Regions from separate parts of the Homo sapiens genome. Here region 1 is linked to region 2. A link is an interaction called in ENCODE POLR2A ChIA-PET data of the cell type or tissue named here. Cell type or tissue: A673. All regions are shown on one strand. Links, peaks and the distances in the headings refer to the core of each region. The heading gives the core; the rest is flanking DNA.

Evidence for each region. Peaks named below come from ENCODE experiments on the same cell type or tissue, not always from the same donor. Only the 100,000 strongest peaks of a DNase experiment are listed, where the experiment ranks them.
Region 1: POLR2A ChIA-PET joins it to region 2 with 10 read pairs; 2 of 35 experiments call an interaction of 5 or more read pairs at or near these places.

Annotation. Positions count from the first base shown.
Region 1 is chr6:52,110,785-52,121,017 of GRCh38, reverse strand. No RefSeq gene overlaps it. Among named protein-coding and RNA genes, the nearest start is that of PKHD1, 28 kb to the right of the region's middle. In A673, for the core only: no CTCF peak of the experiment used is centred there; a DNase peak (open chromatin) is centred at 5,627; H3K27ac peaks cover 2,508 bases.
Region 2 is chr6:52,167,170-52,177,402 of GRCh38, reverse strand. No RefSeq gene overlaps it. Among named protein-coding and RNA genes, the nearest start is that of IL17A, 14 kb to the left of the region's middle. In A673, for the core only: no CTCF peak of the experiment used is centred there; no DNase peak of the experiment used is centred there.

The sequences.
Region 1 (10,233 bases), core at 1,390-9,389, 56 kb after region 2:
TATGCCTGTAGTCCTAGCTACTTGGGAGTCTGAGGCATGAGAATTACTTGAACCTGGGAGGTGGTGGTTGTAGTGAGCCAAGATTACACCACTGCACTCCATCCTGGGCAACAGAGTGAGACTCTATCTCAAAAAAAAAATTATAAAACACTTTTGAGAAAAACTAAAGGAGAAGAAATAATGGAGAAATATACCTTGTTCATGAGTTGGAAGACTCGGTGATGTTAAGATATCAGTTGATCTACAGATTCAATGCAATTTCAAACAGAATCGCTGCAAATGGGTATTACCAGTAGAAAACGACAAGCTGATTCCAAAATTCACAAGGACCAAGTCATAACAACTTTAAAATAGAATAAATTTGGAAGTCTAATACTATCTAATTTTAAGACTTATTATAAAGCCACAATAATTAACATAGCCTGGTATTGGCATTAACATAGACAATGGAACAGAATAGAGGTACAGAAATAATCTCACATGTATATGAACAACTAATTTTTAACAAAGGTGGAAAGGAAATTTAGTAGAGAAAGAAGAATCTTTCAACAAGTGTTGCTGGAACAATTGGATATGTACATGCTAAAAAAAACAAAAAACAAAAAACAAAACCAAACAAAAAAAACAACAACCTTGGCTGGGCACGGTGGCTCATGTCTATAATTCCAGCACTTTGGGAGGCTGAGGCAGGCAGATCACGAGGTCAAGAGACTGAGACCATCCTGGCTAACATAGTGAATCCCTGTCTCTACTAAAAGTACAAAACAATTAGCTGGGCATGGTAGTATGTGCCTGTAGTCCCAGCTACTCGGGAGGCTGAGGCAGGAGAATTGCTTGAACCCAGGAGGTGGAGGTTGCAGTGAGCCGAGATCACGCCACTGCAGTCCAGCCTGGTGACAGAGTGAGACTCCATCTCAAAAACAAAAACAAAAACTTTGATTCGTGGTCTAATCAATAAAATCAACTTAAAATCAATCATAGTCCTAAATGCAATACCTAAAACTATAAAATGTCTAGAAATAGACATAGAAAGAAATCTCTGTGGCCTAGGGTTATACAAAGATTTCTTAAGCCTAATACCTTTTATGGGTCAAGCCTAAATTTTCTTAGGCTTAATCCACAAAAAAAAAAAGACAAATTAGGCTTCATCAAAATTAAAATCTTTTGTTGAGAGCTTAAAAAAAGACAGACTAGGGAGAAATAGTTGCAGAATTTTCTATCTCATAAAGAACTTCTATCCAGAATATATAAAGGACTCTCAAAATTCAATAATAAAAAGTAAACCATGTCTACCCTGACAAAAAAAGTGACCAAAAGATTTAAACAGACACTTTACCAAGGAAAATATATAGATGGCAAATAAGCACATGAAAACATGTTAAACTTATTAGTTGTTAAGGATATGAGAATTAAAGCCATAATGGGATACTACTAGAATGATTAAAAGAGAAAGAAGTGATCATACCAAGTGTTGGTGAGCATGTGGAGGAACTAGAACTCTCATATACTGCTGGTGGGAATGTAAATTGGTACAACCACTTTGGAAAACAGTTTGGTAGTTTCTTAAAAAGTTAAACATATACTTACTCTATGATCCAGCCATCCTACTTCTGGTTGTTTACCCCCACAAAAGAAAGCATATATTCATACAAAGACTTGCATACACAAATATTCACAGTGCATTTATTTGTAAAAACCAAAAAGCTGGAAACCACCAATTATCTATCAACAGGTGAATGGATAAGCATATTATGACATAGACACATGATAGACTACTAAGTAATAAAAGGAATTAACTATTAACTGATACATGCAACAATATGGATGCATATCAAAATAGCTATGCAGAGTGAAATAATCCAGACAGAAATAAGAATTACTAGATAAATTATTTATTTTAAAACTAGAACATGCAAATAAATGTATAGTGACAGGCAGCAGATGGGTGGTTGCTTGGGAAGATGAGTTGGGGAAGGTGGGAGGGAGATATTGCAAAAGGGCATGAGTAAGCCTTTGGGAATGATAGATATTTTTACTATCTTGATAGTGGTGATAGTTTCATGGATGTATACATATGCCCAAACGTATCAAATGTTACATTTTAAATAAGTATAGCTTATTATATGCTAGTTATATTTCAGTAAAGCTACTAAAGTTGGCTTTGTAAAGTGATGGAAGTTCAGATTGGGGAGATGGGCAAAGGCCAGGTTGTGGAGCATCTTGCGTATCTTTGACATGATGCTACACTGAATAGTTTGAATAGTGGTCAGATTATGTTTTGTATAGCCCCTCTGGCAGTTATGCAGGGGGTGAATTTTAGGGTGGCAAGACTTGAAGTAGAGTGACCTATTATGAGATCCTTGTGATATACACCATGAGAGAGGATGAAGACCTGACCCAGGTCAAAGGTGATAGGTATGGAGAGAATGGGATGCAGTAGACATAGAGAAATAGAAGGCAAACTGTTGAGTCTTGGTGGTTGACAAGGCATCAGTTTGAAGGGAGAAAGGGTCTAGGGTGATTCTAGGTTCTGGCCATAAAATAAGGAGAGAAGAGGAGTAAGAACAAGTTTAACAGAAAGGATGATAGCTTTACTTTTGGACAGGTTGAATTTTGGGGGCCTGTGAGTCCTCTAGCTGGATCTGTCCCCTATGCAGTTCAGGAGATAGGTCTGAATCTGAGACTTACCAGTGCAGAGTCAGAGGGAGTAGATGACACTGACGAAGGAGACTACAAAGAGCTAGTGGGGAAGTGGTCAACAGTGGAGCCCTGGGAAGTGCCAGGGTATAAGGGACATGCACTGCAGAAGGAACACTCACTGATTTAGAAAGAATGGAGTGGACGTGGGAGTCAAGGGAGTACGGGTTTGAAGAAGTAAATAATCAAACTGCTTTTTCTTGAGTTTAAACATGAATAAAGTATTGGGCTTTTATTGGTTGTCATTGCTAAGTAACAATTTATCACAAACTTACTGGCATAAAACAACACACAATGACTATCTCAGTTTTTTACCTGACTGATCAAACGCAATGTAACTGGGCCCTCTGCAGAGTCTCACAGGGTTTCAGTCAAGTGTCTCCTCGTCTGCATTCTCATCCAGAGACTTGAGACTTGAGACTTGACTGGGGGAAAAATCTGCTTCCAAGTTCAAGTTCAATGAGTGTTTTTTTTTTTTTTTAAGAATTCATTTCCCTGCAGCTATATAGATGGGAGTCCTGGCTTCTTAGTGGCTGTCAGCTGTCAGCCCCCTTCATTTCCTACAGGCTGCTCACAGCTCTGTTCCACATGGCCCTCACCATAGGCAGTTCCCAAGATAGCTGTTTGCTTCCTCAAAGTCAGAAGGAGAATCTCTCACTTCTTTTGGCTAAGATGGATTCTTACATAATGCAATGTAATCAAGGCAGTGACAGCCCACCATCTTTGCCATATTCTTTTTTAAGTTAAAACAAGTCACAGGTCCTGCACATACTCAAGGGGAGGGTGTTATACAAGTGCATGGCGCAGTGGGGTCACCTTAGGGTGTATTGTCACATACTGTTAGATGCAGAGATTTCCAAGATTTGAGGAAGTGAGGCCAGTTAGGAGACAGCAATGGTAATTCAGGCAAAAGGTATTAGGTGCTAGAGTGAGGGTAATGGCTGTGGGGAAGGTGAGAGGTAACTGAGTTTGAGAGATAAGACGAGGACTTCATAGACTTGGCTATTGTAGGGGGCTTGGAGGGGAGGAACAAGTTTAGGAAGATGTCCATTTGGCAGAAATGTTGTGAGGGTAGATTATGAGTTCAGTTTAGGCATGTTGTGATGATATCTAGTAGGATACATGATAAATGGTTTGAATCATGAGGTGGGAGGGAACTTGGTTGAAGATGAAGTTTTGAACATCATCAGTGACAGCTTTGCTTTACTTTTAAGGCAAGGAAGTTGACTGGTCCTCTCTTCCCCTCCTATATATTTGTATCACTGAATAAACAAATGTGTGGAGAACACTGTGCCATGCTACTGAGTGGTATACATCCATCTTCCCAGCTTATTTCTGACCTTACCTGTAGAAAGTCAGAGTTGACACTCTATGCTGTTTGGATGGTAAGGGTGGAGGGGGAAAGACACATTCATTTTCCCCCTCCCCTCACTCAGAACATCTGCTGCCCCTGTGATGGGGGTGGCTGGTAGCACACCTCCTAAGCCCTGGCAGATATAGGAGGGCTGCATGGAGCTGAGCTGATGGCTGAAACCAAAGAAGCCCCAAACCTGTTGTCAAAGCAGCTGCATAAACCATAAATTTCTTGTGGAAGCAGACCCAGTGGCTGTCAAAGGGGAGGAAGTGAAATGGGAGCAGCTATAGTTGGTATAGATGTCCCTTTGGTTTCTTCATCCAGCTCAGAGCTCATAAGTGCAGGGATCCAGGTTCTTTCTTGAAGACAAAAATGCATGGCCATATTTTCCTTTGGATTCCCTTAATCAGGGTGAGGCAAGCATGCTTTACTGCACTGGTGGGTGGTTCTACCACAAGGCTGACTCCCATTCCCATGGAAGCACTGAAATAAGCCTCTGCTTTGCAAAGTAAATAACAAGGCAGCCTACCTCTGGGTCTTCCCGGGCCTCTTATCATTTTGATCTTTATGGTATCATAAATGTCTTTTTACAGGTGCGGGAAAGGGATCCTGGTGAATTTGTTTATGCTTCTTTTTTTTTTTACCCTTACTGATTAATTGCAAGTTAAAAGCTTGGCTGATCAAGTGGGGTCCTTTGCCTATCTCCAAGAGAGGGTAATACACCATCCATAAATTGTGTGCTTTTGTGTGGACGGTGTGCATGTGTATTGAGAAGTGGCTTACTAACAAATTCAAATTTTAACAGGTGCTTTAGTTTACTTGGTGTTGGTGAAGAGTGTTAAGTAAAAAAGGCAAACAGAAACTCACATGGGTCATTAGAGCCATGATAGGGGCAGTAATCTTTTTTTGAAATAAATTTTATTGTGTGTATTTGAGGTTTACAACATGCTATTATAGAATACATATAGATAGTAAGATTACAATAGTGAAGCAGATTAACATATTTATCATCTCACATAGTTACCTTTTTTGTAAAATTTATTAATTTAACAAAAGTCCCTAATACAATTTTATTAACTGTCATCTTCATGTTATACTTTAGATCTCTAGACTTATGCATATGGACAGTAATCTTACGTCTTACAAAATTCCCTCCTTCCCTCCCATCATCCTCCCTTAACCCTCCCCTACCCTTCCTCCTTTTCCTCCCTTCCTTCCTTCCTTCTTCCTTCCTTCCTTCCTTCTTTCCTATCATTCATCCAACAAACTTTTATTGCATAGCTCCTTCCTGTATGCCCATTATTATACTAGGTGCTGTGGATATTGGAATGATTTAGAGACATTCTCTGTCCTGGGGTGCTGTCTATCCTTGCTGGGTATTGAGAACATCCCCCAAATTTAAAAGCAGGCTTGTTCTGTATGTCAGTCAACAATAATCAGCTGCATGTAACTTTGGTGCCATTGCTGATGCACTCTTTTTATGGCCTGCATTTGGAGTTCTTTCCCAGCTGTATAAATGGATTTGAGTTGATTCATTCACGCTCTATCATCCAGCCTCCTGATGACTAAGGACAATCTTTTCCCCAATGACTGGCCACAGCTGGAGGCACAATCTATGGTTCTGGAAGGTTAGAAACATCAACTGGAATGCACCTTTGGGAACTTGGAATTAATTAGGACAAAGTCTGAATAGTGCAGTAGGATTACACCCCTTACTGAGAATCATTTCCTCTCTCTCCTGGAACTTTTCCGTGGTCATACAAGCATGCTTCAAGATCATCACTAAAAACAACCCCCAGCACCACAAAAACCTGCCGTAGTAAAACTTCTCAAAAAAGTTGTTCATCGTCTCTGTATCCATGCTTTCATCTTATTTGCACCTCTTAACAGATGGCTTCTGTTCCTCCCTGCAGTGAAATCACTCTTGCAAGGTCACCAGTGACTCTCAGATTGCCAGGCTCAACCATTGTTTTCCTGGTCCTGTATTGGCATTTCAGCTGCAGTATTCAACTCACTTGCTGCATCTTCTCAGTTACTTTTTCTTGGCCCTTTGCTTGGCCTGTAAATGTTAGAGTGCCCTGGTGACTTCTTACACCTTTCTAGTTAGAATCTCTCCCTAGGTGATTCTACACAGCCCCAAAGCTTTACATAGTATCCACATGCAGATGACTCCAGACTTATTTATCCTCAATCTTTCTCCTCATATATCCAACTTCCCACCTGACTTCTCCATTTGGGAGTCTAAGAAGTATCTCTAATTTAATGTGGCTAAATCATAACTTTGTATTCTCACCCCTACTTTATGTTCTTCCCTATCTCAGAAAATGACACTCAGTAGCTCAGGCCCCATATTCATGGTGGTGGCATCTTTGATTGCTCTTTTTCTTCACACTCTATACCCAGTCTTTCATCAAGTCCTCCAAAATAGCATGCATATCTACCTCCTCCCATCTGTCACCACCTTATTCCATGCCATTGGTAATTTTTGCCAGATTTTACTTCCCTTTAATTAATGTACCAAATTAGCTATAATATTTTAAAACCAGATAATTTTATTATAAATAATGTGATTATTTATATGTTTTATTGTAAGTAATTTGACTACAACAAATCAGATTTTTTATTATAAAGTTTTCTAATGGGTACCATTTTATTTATTTTCTTTTTTTAATTTTATTATTATTATACTTTAAGTTTTAGGGTACATGTGCACAATATGCAGGTTTGTTACATATGTACACATGTGCCATGTTGGTGTGCTGCACCAATTAGCTGGTCGTTTAGCATTAGGTATATCTCCTAATGCTATCCCTCCCCCCTCCCCCCACCCCACAACAGGCCCCTGTGTGTGATGTTCCCCTTCCTGTGTCCATGTGTTCTCATTGTTCAATTCTCACCCATGAGTGAGAACATGCGGTGTTTGGTTTTTTGTCCTTATGATAGTTTGCTAAGAATGATGGCTTCCAGTTTCATCCATGTCCCTACAAAGGACATGAACTCATCATTTTTTATGGCTGCATAGTATTCCATGGTGTATACGTGCCACATTTTCTTAATCCAGTCTATCATTGTTGGACATTTAGGTTGGTTCCAAGTCTTTGCTATTGTGAATAGTGCCGCTATAAACATATGTGTGCATGTGTCTTTATACCAGCATGATTTATAATCCTTTGAGTATATACCCAGTAATGGGATGGCTGGGTCAAATGGTATTTCTAGTTCTAGATCCCTGAGGAATCGCCACACTGACTTCCATAATGGTTGAACTAGTTTACAGTCCCACCAACAGTGTAAAAGTGTTCCCATTTCTCCACATCTTCTCCAGCACCTGTTGTTTCCTGACATTTTAATGATCGCCATTCTAACTGGTGTGAGATGGTATCTCATTGTGGTGTTGATTTGCATTTCTCTGATGGCCAGTGATAATGAGCATTTTTTCATGTGTTTTTTAGCTGCATAAACGTCTTCTTTTGAGAAGTGTCTGTTCATATCCTTCACCCACTTTTTGATGGGGTTGTTTTTTTTTCTTGTAAATTTGTTTGAGTTCATTGTAGATTCTGGATATTAGCCTTTTGTCAGATGAGTAGGTTGCAAAAACTTTCTCCCATTTTGTAGGTTGCCTGTTCACTCTGATGGTAGTTTCTTTTGCTGTACAGAAGCTCTTTACTTTAATTAGATCCCATTTGTCAATTTTGGCTTTTGTTGCCATTGCTTTTGGTGTTTTAGACATGAAGTCCTTGCCCATGCCTATGTCCTGAATGGTATTGCCTAGGTTTCCTTCTAGGGTTTTTATGGTTTTAGGTCTAACATGTAAGTCTTTAATCCATCTTGAATTAATTTTTGCATTTTTTTTTTTTGAGACAGTTTCACTCTGTTACCGAGGCTGGAGTGTAGTGGTACGAACATGGCTCACTGCACCCTCAACTTCCTGGGCCCAAGTGATCATCCTGCCTCAGCCTTCCATGTAGCTGGGTCCACAGGCCACCATCATGCCTGGCTAATTAAATTTTTTTTTTTTTTTTCTAGAGATGAGGGTCTTACTTTTTTGGCCCAGGCTGGTCTCAAACTCCTGGTCTAAAGCTTTCTAGTTAGAATCTCTCCCACCTCGGCCACCCAAAGTGCTGGGATTACAGATGTGAGCCACTGTGTCTGGCTAGTGTTCCCTTTTATTTAAAATAAAATATGACAGCTATTCGGGAGGCTGAGGCAGGAGAATGGCAAGAACCCGGGAGGCGGAGCTTGCAGTGAGCTGAGATAGTGCCACTGCTCTCCAGCCTGGGTGACAGAGCGAAATTCTGTCTCAAAAAATAAAAAATAAAAAATAAAAATAAATAAATAATAAAATAAAATAAAATGTGAAAAAAGCTTTGCTATGACCTCCTCCATAAACTGCATACACCCTGCTGGCTTCTGTCATGTCAGCCCCTGCCACCACCCACAAACTCTTCTCCAGCCACACAGGCCTCCCTTCCATTCCTCATATACTCCTGCCCATGCCCACTCTACTCCCTCTGCACTTGTTCTTTTGTGTGGAATCTCTGCCCCCAGATCTTCACAAGGCTACTTCCTTCTTTACATTTCAGTCTCAGCAAACACTGCCTTGAAATGGCTTTCCCTGAACGTCTGAAAATGCTGGGCAACCTTGTTACCCCCATCTCATCATTATAGATTTTACTTTTTTATTGATAGTGTTTCTCAAGATCTGAGATTATCTTGTTCACTTTTTATTTACTGCATATTGTCTGTCTTCCCCCAGTAGGATGAGACCTGGGTGGGAACAAAGACCTTGACTATCTCATTTAATACTCAATCCCCAGTGCCTGCGACAAATCCCCAGAATGCACAGTGGGTAATCATAAGTCACTCCCTTGCTCACGACCCTTCACTTCTTCCCATCTTATGCTGAGTAAAGGCCTTGTACTTTTGATGACTTAAAAGGTCCTGTATGAAACATCTCCTGTATGCAACATCTCCTGTACTATACCAGCCACTGTCCCTGAACTCGTTTTCTTTCTTTCCTACTCTGGTCACCCTGGCCTACTCACTAAATGTTGAACATGCCAAGCATGTTCCTTTCTCAGGGTCTTTGCACTTGCTGTCCCTTTGCTGGTAGTAACTTGCTCACCAAGACATCTATGGGCTTGCTATTTCATTCTTTCATGGCTTTCTTTACTTCCCTATCATAAATTCTACTTCCCATCATGAGATCTCCTCTCTTCTTTTCTATATTTTTCTCCTTGGCACTTCATACAGTCTAACCTGTTATTTATTTTACTTACTATTCTTGTTTACTATCTCTCTCTCCCACTAAACTGTAAGCTTCCTGAGGGCAGGACTTTTTGACGGTTCTATTCACTGCAGAATTTCAGTGACTGTGCTATCCCTGCACATGGTAGTTCTCAGTAAACATTTACTGAGTGAATGAAAAATTAGACGGATTCCAGGCCAGGTGCAGCAGCTCATGCCTGTAATCCTAGCCCTTTAGGAGGCTGAGGTGGGCGGATCCACTTAAGTCCAGCAGTTTCAGATCAGCCTGGGCAACATGGTGAAACCCTGTCTTTGCCAAAAATAAAAAAAATTAGCTGGACGTGGTGGCATGCACCTGTGGTTCCAGCTACTCAGGAGGCTGAGGTGGGAGGATGGTTTGAGCCCAGGAGGTGGAGGTTGCAGTGATCCAAGATCGCATCATCACACTCCAGCCTTGGTAACAGAGCCAGACTCCGTCTCAAAAAAAAAAAAAAAAAAAAAAAAATTAGGTAGATTGTGGCAGGCAGCTCCATTACAAATTCTAGACTTTATAGGAAAGCCATTGAACAATTTTGAGGAGAAAAGTGCCAATTAGTTTTCCATTGAAAAATGATGGCTTTGGTGACTTGGATTGGTAGAATGAGTGTAGACATTGTGTGACAAGTTAGGGGGATCCTCCTTCCTTACACCTTATACAAAAATTAATTCAAGATGGATTAAAGACTTAAATGCTAGACCTAAAACCATAAAAACCCTAGAAGAAAACCTAGGCAATACCATTCAGGACATAGGCATGGGCAAGGACTTCATGTCTAAAACACCAAAAGCAATGGCAACAAAAGCCAAAATTGACAACTGGGATCTAATTAAACTAAAGAGCTTCTGCACAGCAAAAGAAACTCCCATCAGAGTGAACAGGCAACCTACAGAATGGG
Region 2 (10,233 bases), core at 1,456-9,455:
AAAGAAGAGGGGTGTGGGCTGGGCAGACATTCTAAAAGGTGTGCACTCTAAGTTAATTTTCTCCACAACAGAGGAAAAATGTAGTAGATGGCATAGTTTCTTTCCTTCATACCATTGAGTCTTGGCAAAGAATGCCTCCAGCTCTGAGCTCTATTATTTCTCATCAGTCTGAGTGTTGTAATTGCTTCTATTTTATTTATTGCATTATATTTCAATTATTTATACATACATATATAGCTTATATATAAGGTGCAAGTATATGTGTGTTGTATAATCCATATGTGTAATTTTGTGTGTATATCTATATCTATAAATTTTTTGGTCCATCTCCACTTAAATTTATTAAGTTGTAGTTCTTAGTATTGTGCAAAACATAAATGATAGATGTATAGTACATGTCTATTTATTATCTTTTAAAGATGCTCTCCCTGTCTGGAAAGGTTGGATGTAGACATTTTTTCTGTCACCTTTAAAAATAGTTATGTGCTTTATACACGTCTATGTGGATCCTGCTGAACTTATGTGGTTTTTAGATTTTTTTTGGTAAGATATGCTGTATAGAGCATTGCAACCACATGTAGTGAGGTTAACACCTGAAAGTGAGAGATGGGGAGCCAGGGCCCTATCTGGGTTAAACACAACATCTGCTGGAGATGATGAGTTAATAGCCATCAGGGAAGTGGTTGACAGACCACTTGACACAGGTGAGAAACACACTTATCTCCTGCCTTTATGCTTGTTGCTAGAAGAGGCACTTCAGCTGAGTACCTGGTACACAAACAGGAAGGCTCTACAAATGCTTTTGTTTGGGAGCCTGGTTCTTAGCAGAAATGTATTGTCCATTGGTTGTCCTAATTCATCAAACATCCCCACCCATCCATTTATCTATCCTTTCAACCATCCTATCTATCCATCTAATAAACATTTATTGAAGAATTAGTTTTAAAAAGAGCAGCAGGGAATATACAGTTTTACAAGGACCACTGGCTTAGACACACTCAAACTGTTCACACACTAATAGAAAAGCTTTGGAGTTAAACGCACCTGGATTTACTCTGTTGCCTAGTAGCTACATGACCTTGGTACTTAATATTCTCTAAGCCTCAAACCCCTCATCTTTAAAATGGCAATAATAATAATAGCACTTACATCATAAAGTTACTGTAAGGATTAGAGTAGATACTGTGTATAATGCTCTTTGGACAGAATCATAAATATTATGTATTATTATTATTTTATTTTATTTTATTTTTTGAGATGGAGTTTTGCTCTTGTTGCCCAGGCTGGAGTGCAGTGGTGCGATCTCGGCTTACTGCAACCTCCGCCTCCCGGGTTCAAGCGATTTACCTGTCTCAGCCTCCCGAGTAGCTGGGATTACAGGCATTTGCCACCACGCCCGGCTAATTTTTTTGTATTTTTAGTAGAGATGGGGTTTCACTATGTTGGCCAGGCTGGTCTCGAACTCCTGACCTCAGGTGATCCACCCGCCTCAGCCTCCCAAAGTGCTGGGATTACAGGTGTGAGCCACCAGGCCCGGCCTATAGTATTATTTTTAAGCATCATCTACAATAATGAGTTCTGATGAAGCTCAAAATTTTATGCATTGCGGAATATACAGGAAATAAGTTCTACCTGCCCAGGCTGTCACTGTAAGTAGGAGATTGCTTCACATGGGGTGGATTCGTGAAATAACAAGACATTTGAAGAAAGAAAAATCCAGCTCATTAGAATGCCTTGCCTAGTAGTTGACAAATATAACTTAGTTATGTACCATAATATCCAGGTGGGCTGATTTTTCACTTTTCATCTGCAGCATTGGACAGCATGTCTATATGGCTTTAGACTCATGGACTTACAGAATGAAAAATAGAAATTGTCCTGAGAGCGTATCCAGTCAATTTGCTAGGTGTTAGAAACTTGCTAAGCATCTATGCTTTATCTAAACAATTCAGCGAAAGAGATGCTACAATTGCAGTGGAAATTTATCTTCATTTCTAACTGAACTAATTCCAGTTGCAAATCCCATTAATTGTTTTGTTTTATCCTTAAGCAGTATCTTCAAAATCAACTAGGCTCAAAGCTTTTTCATTATCTTTTCCTGTTCCCCTTCTACCTCCCTCTGAGTCTTGTCACCAATTTCAATTTGCTGCAGAGTCCTATTGATTCTCTATAGTTCTGCTATGTAGTTGGAGAAGTTCTTTCTATCCTTGTTCAGACCCCCACTCCCTCATGCTTTTACCTTAGTCACCACATCCTGCTATGGACTTTCTGGTTTCTAGACCCTCGTCCTTGCTGTCCATCTTGCTCCTCAAAACCACATCCATCTTTCTAAGCCATTGCTCTCCTCAAAGGTTTTCCTAAGTAAAATTATTATAGGATAGCTTGGACTTTTCAGTTTTACATCAAGGCCTCCGCATGTGGGGCTGCCCTTCTTGCCTAGCCTCGTCCTTTATAACTCCAGCTCTGCTTCTGTTCAGCTAGTTTTCTGTCTTTCAAAGTGATCCCATTGTTTCTCCATGTCTTTTCTCCTGTAAATTATTTCTTCAGAGAGTAGACAGTCCCTCTCTTTTTGACGGTTGTATGGCTCCATGATTTGAAAACTGCAATGATAAAGGCTTCAACTTTTGTTATTAGTCCATCGTAGGAAAGCAGAGTTGAGAGGATAGATTGATGACATGAGATTTGCAGCTATGAGACATCTGTGCTTACACACAAGCTAGGTACTGTATGGTTTCCTTAGACCAGAACCTGGGAAAGATGGGAGGTTATGAGACAGGGGTTCTTAAAGTAGAGTCCATGGATCTCTAGAAAATCCATGAATGAGATTCCAAATACCTGTGAACCTCCTAAAATCACATGCAAAGATTCATGTGTGTGTGCATTTGTTTTCAGGGGGTGAATCCACAGCTCTCATTAAAAGACAAAGGACATTTGGCAAACAGATTTAATTAGGGATTTGGCCAAAAGAGTGTGGGAAGTTGGGACTGAGCCAGACCAACATGAAACTTGCCACCTCATGCTATACCACAGTGATGGAGTCTTTGCTTAGATGCTGCGCTTGGGGAAATTCAAGGTGAAGAAGCCGTCTCACTAAATGCTGAGCCAAGCACTATCACAGGCCAGGAGAACACACACAAGATGATCCTAGAACCCCTAGAGGGTCAGAGTCCCCCAGGACTTCTTAGGCCCAGATTGGAAAAGGACTTTTGTCACCGAAAGAGGCCAGAGATTAGGGAAATCACAGATTTGGCTGATTCAGAGCACTGATTTTGGGAGTAGGATGCAACTGACTAGTTTGGGGGAAGGGAATGTGGGGCATCCTTGAAAGACTAAAAACTGAATTCCGGAAAGGACTAATCTCCTTTTTAACAAGGCCCCCTAAAATAATTTCAGGCAGGGGTATCCTTGTAGATGAAAAGACGTGCAGGGACCTGTATGTCTTTAGAACATTTTCTTGGTTAAGAAATTTGTGACTAGAGTTTAGCTATCTAAGTTTCATATCTGCCATCTTGTATGTTCAGTTTTTTTGCTTTCATATTTATTTATTGTGATTTTTCCTTTTAATACTTGATAAAGATGATTTGAAGATGTGACTCTGAAGAAGAGGCAACTTAGGAAAGTGGTAGGGTATGGGGGGAGGGTGATAGGGTCTGTCTTAGCTGAATGATGGAAAGCAAGATGGCGCAGCTGGCAGTGAGAAGAACTCCCTTTCTGCAGCTCTGATGATTGATGTTTGCCAGAAAAGTCTTTCACTTACAGCACTCCCACACCCAATATCCATAGCCTACCTACCTGTCTTGTGATCCCATTCAAATCCATGGGGCTATCTCTGCTGACCTTTGACTAATCTTTCACTCTTTCCTCCTGGAGCCGTCTTCTTAGCTAGGGATGAGGTTGAGAAGATTTCATTGAATAATCCCCCACCATACACTCCAGTTGAGGACACATATTGCATGTACCACTTGTTTAAAAAAAGGGGTTTTAACATTTGTTTCTGTCTCTCTCTCTTTGTGAGAGTGTTTATATTTTCCAGTAATATTCTAAGCTCTTTTAGGGTATTTGGAGTCAGATACATGGGTTGTAATCATGGCTCTTCTACAATCTAAGCTGTTTGAAATAAACTATACAAACTTCCTAAGCCATGGTTCTTCATCTTTAGTCAATTAATTGCTAATTGATGAGAATGTGATCAATTCACTGCAGTCAGTTAAAAATGCTGGATACTGAGAATTGAGATTGATTATATTTAAGGGCAGAAAGATATATTTAAAAGCAAAGTAGCTAAAACAATGTATCTTAAATTCCATATGCTAAATATAATAAAAGTACAGCTTTTTAATAAAGAGACACTTCAGAAATAAATGAATTCAAATTTAACTAAGTAGAATTCATTGGTAAATTAGATCCGTATTACAACTATGAGGTACAAAAGGAGAATGTCTAATAGGTTTCAGGCACTCAAATACAAATAAGTGCAAGAGGAGGAAGTTCATTGTACATAGTTTCTTTATTAAGAGATATTATTAAGATTATTAAGGGAAGAAGAATCCATAGTTTATATCAACTGACAGAATGATCTAGTGTTGGTGAGTTAACAAAATAGGTTAATACTATAATTTAAACTGCTGGGTTGCAGCTTACTAATCATTGGATGTTAGTAAAAATAGATGGATTCTTAATAGTTAAGATTATTTTATGACCTATTTCCTTTTCTTCTTTCTTTCTTTCTTTTCTTTCTCTTTCTTTCTTTCCCTTTCTTTCTTTCTTTCTTTCTTTCTTTCTTTCTTTCTTTCTTTCTTTCTTTCTTTCTTTCTTTCTTTCTTTCTTTCTTTCTTTCTTTCTTTCTTTCTTTTTGACAGAGTCTAGCTCTGTCACCCAGGCTGGAGTGCAGTGGCAAGATCTTGGCTCACTGCAACCTCCACCCCCTGGGTTCAAATGATTCTCATGCCTCAGCCTCCCTAGAAGCTGGGACTACAGGTGTACGCCACCATGCCCAACTGATTTATATGTATATATATTTTTTTTTTAGTAGAGACAGCATTTCACCGTGTTGGCCAGGCTGGTCTTAAACTCCTGTCTTCAAGTGATCCGGCCGCCTTGGCCTCCCAAAGTGCTAAGGTTGCAGGGGTGAGCCACTGTGCCTGGCCCTTATGACCTATTTTCTAAGGAAATAAAGTTTCAAGTTTACTAACAGAAACTATGCAAATGAAAAGAGATCATAGCTTACTGATGAGAAATCGACAAGATGAGAGAAGTAAAAGGGTTGTATTTTCCCTACGAAAAGATTTTCTGATTGAAGTTAATAATCTGACAATACAATCCCTAGAAGAAATAAAAAAAATTGATGAAAGGTTAGCAGATGGCATAGAAATGTGGTCTTAGAAGTATAAGTAAAATAGCATGTAATGAGAAATATATATTGAATAAAAATATAATGACTTTGATTTGATATCTCAAACAACATGGCAATTAAAAAGACAGCCCAAAAATGTATCAAAGCTAAATATTGGAAATATAAGAAGGAATGAAATTGTAACTGAAATGAAATCTGCACTGTTACGGTAATAAATATTTTATAATTTTTTATCTTTCTTAAAAAGCTATTTCTTTAAGGTGAATTAATACAAATGGAAAGGAAAAATGGTCAGAAAATACAAAATTTTTTTCAAAATTTTAAGGATCTTTTGAAAATGGGTATAATTGTGAGCTTTGTTCTTCAGATGTCTCTGATGTAGGAGTTTGCAGAATACCAGCATCTTGGCACAACTGAGGAGGAAATAATCCTCTTTCTTGCATGCGACGCTTTAAGAGGCCTCAGATGCCCTTGGATACCTTTCAGGTATCTGAGCCCCAGGCTAACGGGCCCCAGAGGCTGTGGTTTACATGGCACATTCCTGGTCATTAGAAATAGTACATGCTTCCATAATAAAAACTATCTCCTGAGACTGTGGGAACCCTCTTAGAAAGCTACACTCCAGCATTCTTAATCTCATGTAGCTGCAGATGAGTGAAGAGTTTGTTGTGGACCTGCTTGATTAGGTAAGTGGATCTTAGATCTGATGCTGTGATATGGTTTGGCTGTGTCCCACCTAAATCTCAACTTGAATTGTATCTCCCAGAATTCCCATGTGTTGTGGGAGGGACCCAGGGGGAGGTAATTGAATCATGGGGGCCCGTTTTTCCCATGTTATTCTTGTGATAGTGAATAAGTCTCATGAGATCTGATGGGTTTATCAGGGGTTTCTGCATTTGCCTCTTCATTTTTCCCTTGCCGCTGCCATGTAAGAAGTGCCTTTTGCCTCCTACCATGACTCTGAGGCCTCCCCAGCCATGTGGAACTGTAAGTCCAATTAAACCTCTTTTTGTTCCCAGATTTGAGTATGTCTTTATCAGCAACATAAGAACGAACTAATACAGTAAATTCGTACCAGTAGTAGAGTGGGGCATTGCTGAAAAGATACCCGAAAATGCGGAAGCGACTCTGGAACTGGGTAGCAGGCAGAAGTTGAAACAGTTTGGGAGAGCTCAGAAGAAGACAGAAAAATGTGGGAAAGTTTGGAACCTCCTAGAGACTTGTTGAATGGCTTTGACAAAAATGCTGAGAGTGATATGAACAACAAGGTCCAGGCTGAGGTGGTCTCAGATGGAGGTGAGGAACTTGTTGGGAACTGGAGTAAAGGTGACTCTTGTTATGTTTTAGCAAAGAGACTGGCGGCATTTTGCCCCTGCCCTAGAGATTTGTGGAACTTTGAACTTGAGAGAGATGATTTAGGGTTTCTGGTGGAAGAAATTTCTCAGCAGCCAAGCATTCAAGAGGTGACTTGGGTGCTGTTTAGAGCATTCGGTTTTAAAAGGAAAACAGAGCATAAAAGCTCAGAAAATTTGCAGCCTGACAATGCAGTAGAAAAGAAATACCCATTTTTTTTTAGGAGAAATTCAAGCCAGCTGCAGAAATTTGCATAAGTAGCAAATAGCCTAATGTTAATCCCTGAGACCACAGGGAAAATGTCTCCAGGCCATGTCAGAGACCTTCATGGAAGCCTCTCCCATCACAGGCTTGGAACCCAGGAGGAAAAAGTGGTTTCATTGGCGGGGCCCAGGGTCCCCGTGCTGTGTGCAGCCTAGGGGCTTGGTGACCTGTGTCCCAGCTGCTCTAGCCTAGGTTGAAAGGGTCCAAGGTACTTCAGAGGGTAGAAGCCCCAAGGCTTGAAGCTTCCACATGATGTTGAGCCTGTGGGTGCACGGAAGTCAAGAACAGAGGTTTGGGAACCTCTGCCTAGATTTCAGATGTATGGAAATGCCTGGATGCCCAGGAAAAAATTTGCTGCAGGGTTGGGGCCCTCATGGAGAACCTCTGCTGGGGCAGTGGAGAAGGGAAACATGGGGTTGGAGCCCTCATGCAGAGTCTCTACTGGGGCACTGCCTAGTGCAGCTGTGAGAAGAGGGCCACCGTCCTCCAGACCCCAGAGTGGTAGATCCACTGGCAGCTTGCACCTTGCACTTGGAAAAGCCACAGATACTCAACCCTAGCCAGTGAAAGCAGCAAGGAGGGAAGCTGTACCCTGCAAAGCCACAGGGGTGGAGCTGCCCAAGACTATGGGAACCCACCTTTTGCATCAGTGTGACTTGGATGTGAGACCTGGAGTCAAAGGAGATCATTTTGGAGCTTTAAAATTTGACTGCAGCACTGGATTTTGGACTTGCATGGGCCCTGTAACCCCTTTGCTTTGGCTAATTTCTCCCATTCGGAATGGCTGTATTTACCCAATACCTGTAACACCATTGTATCTAGGAAGTAACTAGCTTGCTTTTGATTTTACAGGCTCATAGGCAGAAGGGACTTGCCTTGTCTCAGATGAGACTTTGGACTGTGGACTTTGGATTAATGCTGAAATGAGTTAAGACCGGGGGACTGTTGAGAAGGCGTGATTGGTTTTGAAATGTGAGGATGTGAGATTTGGAGTGGCCAGGGGTGAAATGATATGGTTTGGCTGTGTCCCCACCCAAATCTCAGCTTGAATTGTATCTCCCAGAATTCCCATGTGTTATAGGAGGGACCAAGGTGGACGTAATTGAATCATGGGGGCTGATCTTGTGATAGTGAATAAGTCTCACAAGGTCTGATGGGTTTATCAGGGATTTATGCTTTTGCTTCTTCCTCATTTTTTTCTTGCTGCCACCATGTAAGAAGTGCCTTTCACCTCCCACCATGATTCTGAGGCTTCCCCAGCCGTGTGGAACTGTAAATCCAATTAAACCTCTTTTTGTTCCCAGTTTCGGGTATGTCTTTAACAGCAGCATGAAAATGAACTAATGCATGCTGTAACAGAGACTGAAGTGAGGTGGGGTTTGAGGAAAACTGAAGCAGTTCGTTTTTCTTTAATGAGATTCACTCCATATTTGGGTGAGGTGAGACCCATCCAAGGGTCTCTGGGACTAGAGACTAGAGACTGATTAAGATGATGCAGGGGAGGGAAAACTTTTTGGTGCCCACAGGGAAACGGAACAGAAGGTTTTTGCTTTTGTTTTTAATAATTTCAATTTTTATTTTAGATTCAGTGATACACCTGCAGGTTTGTTACCTGGCTGTATTGTGTGATGCTGAGGTTTGGGGTGTGATTGATCTTTTCACCCAAGTACTGAGCATAGGACCCAATAGTTAGTTTTTCAACCCTTGCTCCACTCCCTTCCTCCTCCCTCTAGCAGTCTTCAGTGTCTGTTGTTCCCATCTTTACGTCCATGTGTGTTCAATGTTTAACTCCCACTTATAAGTGAGAAAATGTAGTATTTGATTTTTTATTCCTGTGTTAATTCACTTAGGATGATGGCCTCCAGCTGCATCCATGTTGCTGCAAATGACATAATTTTGTTCTTTTTCATGGCTGCGTAGTATTCCATAGTGTATATGTACCACATTTTCTTTATCCAATCCACTGTTGATGGGCACCTAGGTTGATTCTATGTCTTTGCTATTGTGAATAGTGCTGCAATAAACATATGAGTACATGTACCTTTTTGGTAGAATGATGTATTTTCCTTCGGGTATATACCTAGTAATGGGATTGCTGGGTTGAATGGTAGTTCTGTTTTAAGTTATTTGAAAAATCTCAAAACTGCTTTCCACAGTGGCTGAACTAATTTACATTCCCACCAACAATGTATAAGCATTTTCTTTTCTCTGAAGCCTTGCCAGCATCTGTTGTTTTTGACTTTTTAATATTAATAATAGCCATTCTGACTGTTGTAAGGTGGTATCTCATTGTGGTTTTGATTTGCATTTCTCTGATGATTAGTGATGCTGAGATTTTTTTCATATGTTTATTGGCCATTTGTATGTTTTATTTTGAGAAATGTCTGTTCATGTCTTTTGCCCACCTCTTAATGGGGTTATTTGCTTTTTGCTTATTGATTTAAGTTTCTTACAGAATCTGGATATTGGAACTTGGTCAGATGCATAGTTTACAATACTTTCTCCTGTTCTAAGTTGTCTCTTTCCTCTGTTGATAGTTTTCTTTTGCTATGCAGAAACCCTTCTGTTTGATTAGATCCCACTTGTTAATCCTTGTTTTTGTTTCAACACTTTTGAGGACTTAGTCATAAGTTATTTCCCAAGGTTGATGTTTAGAATGGTATTTCCTAGGTTTTCTTCTAGGATTCTTATAGTTTAAGGTCTCAAATTTAAATCTTTAATCCATCTTGAGTTAATTTTTGTATATGGTGAAAGATAGGGGTTCAGTATTATTATTCTACATATGGCTAGCCAGTTACACCACCACGATTTATTGAATAGGAAGTCCTTTTCCCATTCTTATTTTTGTCAACTTTGTTGAAGATCAGATGGCTGTAGGTGTGCAGCTTTATTTCTGGGTTCTCTGTTCTGAAATAGAAGGTTTAAAACTTCAGCTGCCAAAGTCCAGGCTGTATTTGCACTTAGGAGGGGCTAGGTCCACAGTATCTTCAAAACATAGTCAGATTGTCATATTTTTCTCACCAGGCAGTCCTATAGTGCTAGAAAGGACATTGTCCAAGGTACATTTCTTTGCCTACAGACAAGCTTTGCCATTTCCTGAAACTGTCTTTTTATTAATATGAAAGTACAGCCTGGGCAACATGGTGAGACCCTGCCTCTACAAAGAAAAAACAAAAAACAAAAAAACTCCCCAAATTAGCTAGACATGGTGGTGTGCACCTGTAGTCTCAACTACTCCGGAGGCTGAGGTGGGAGGCTCACTT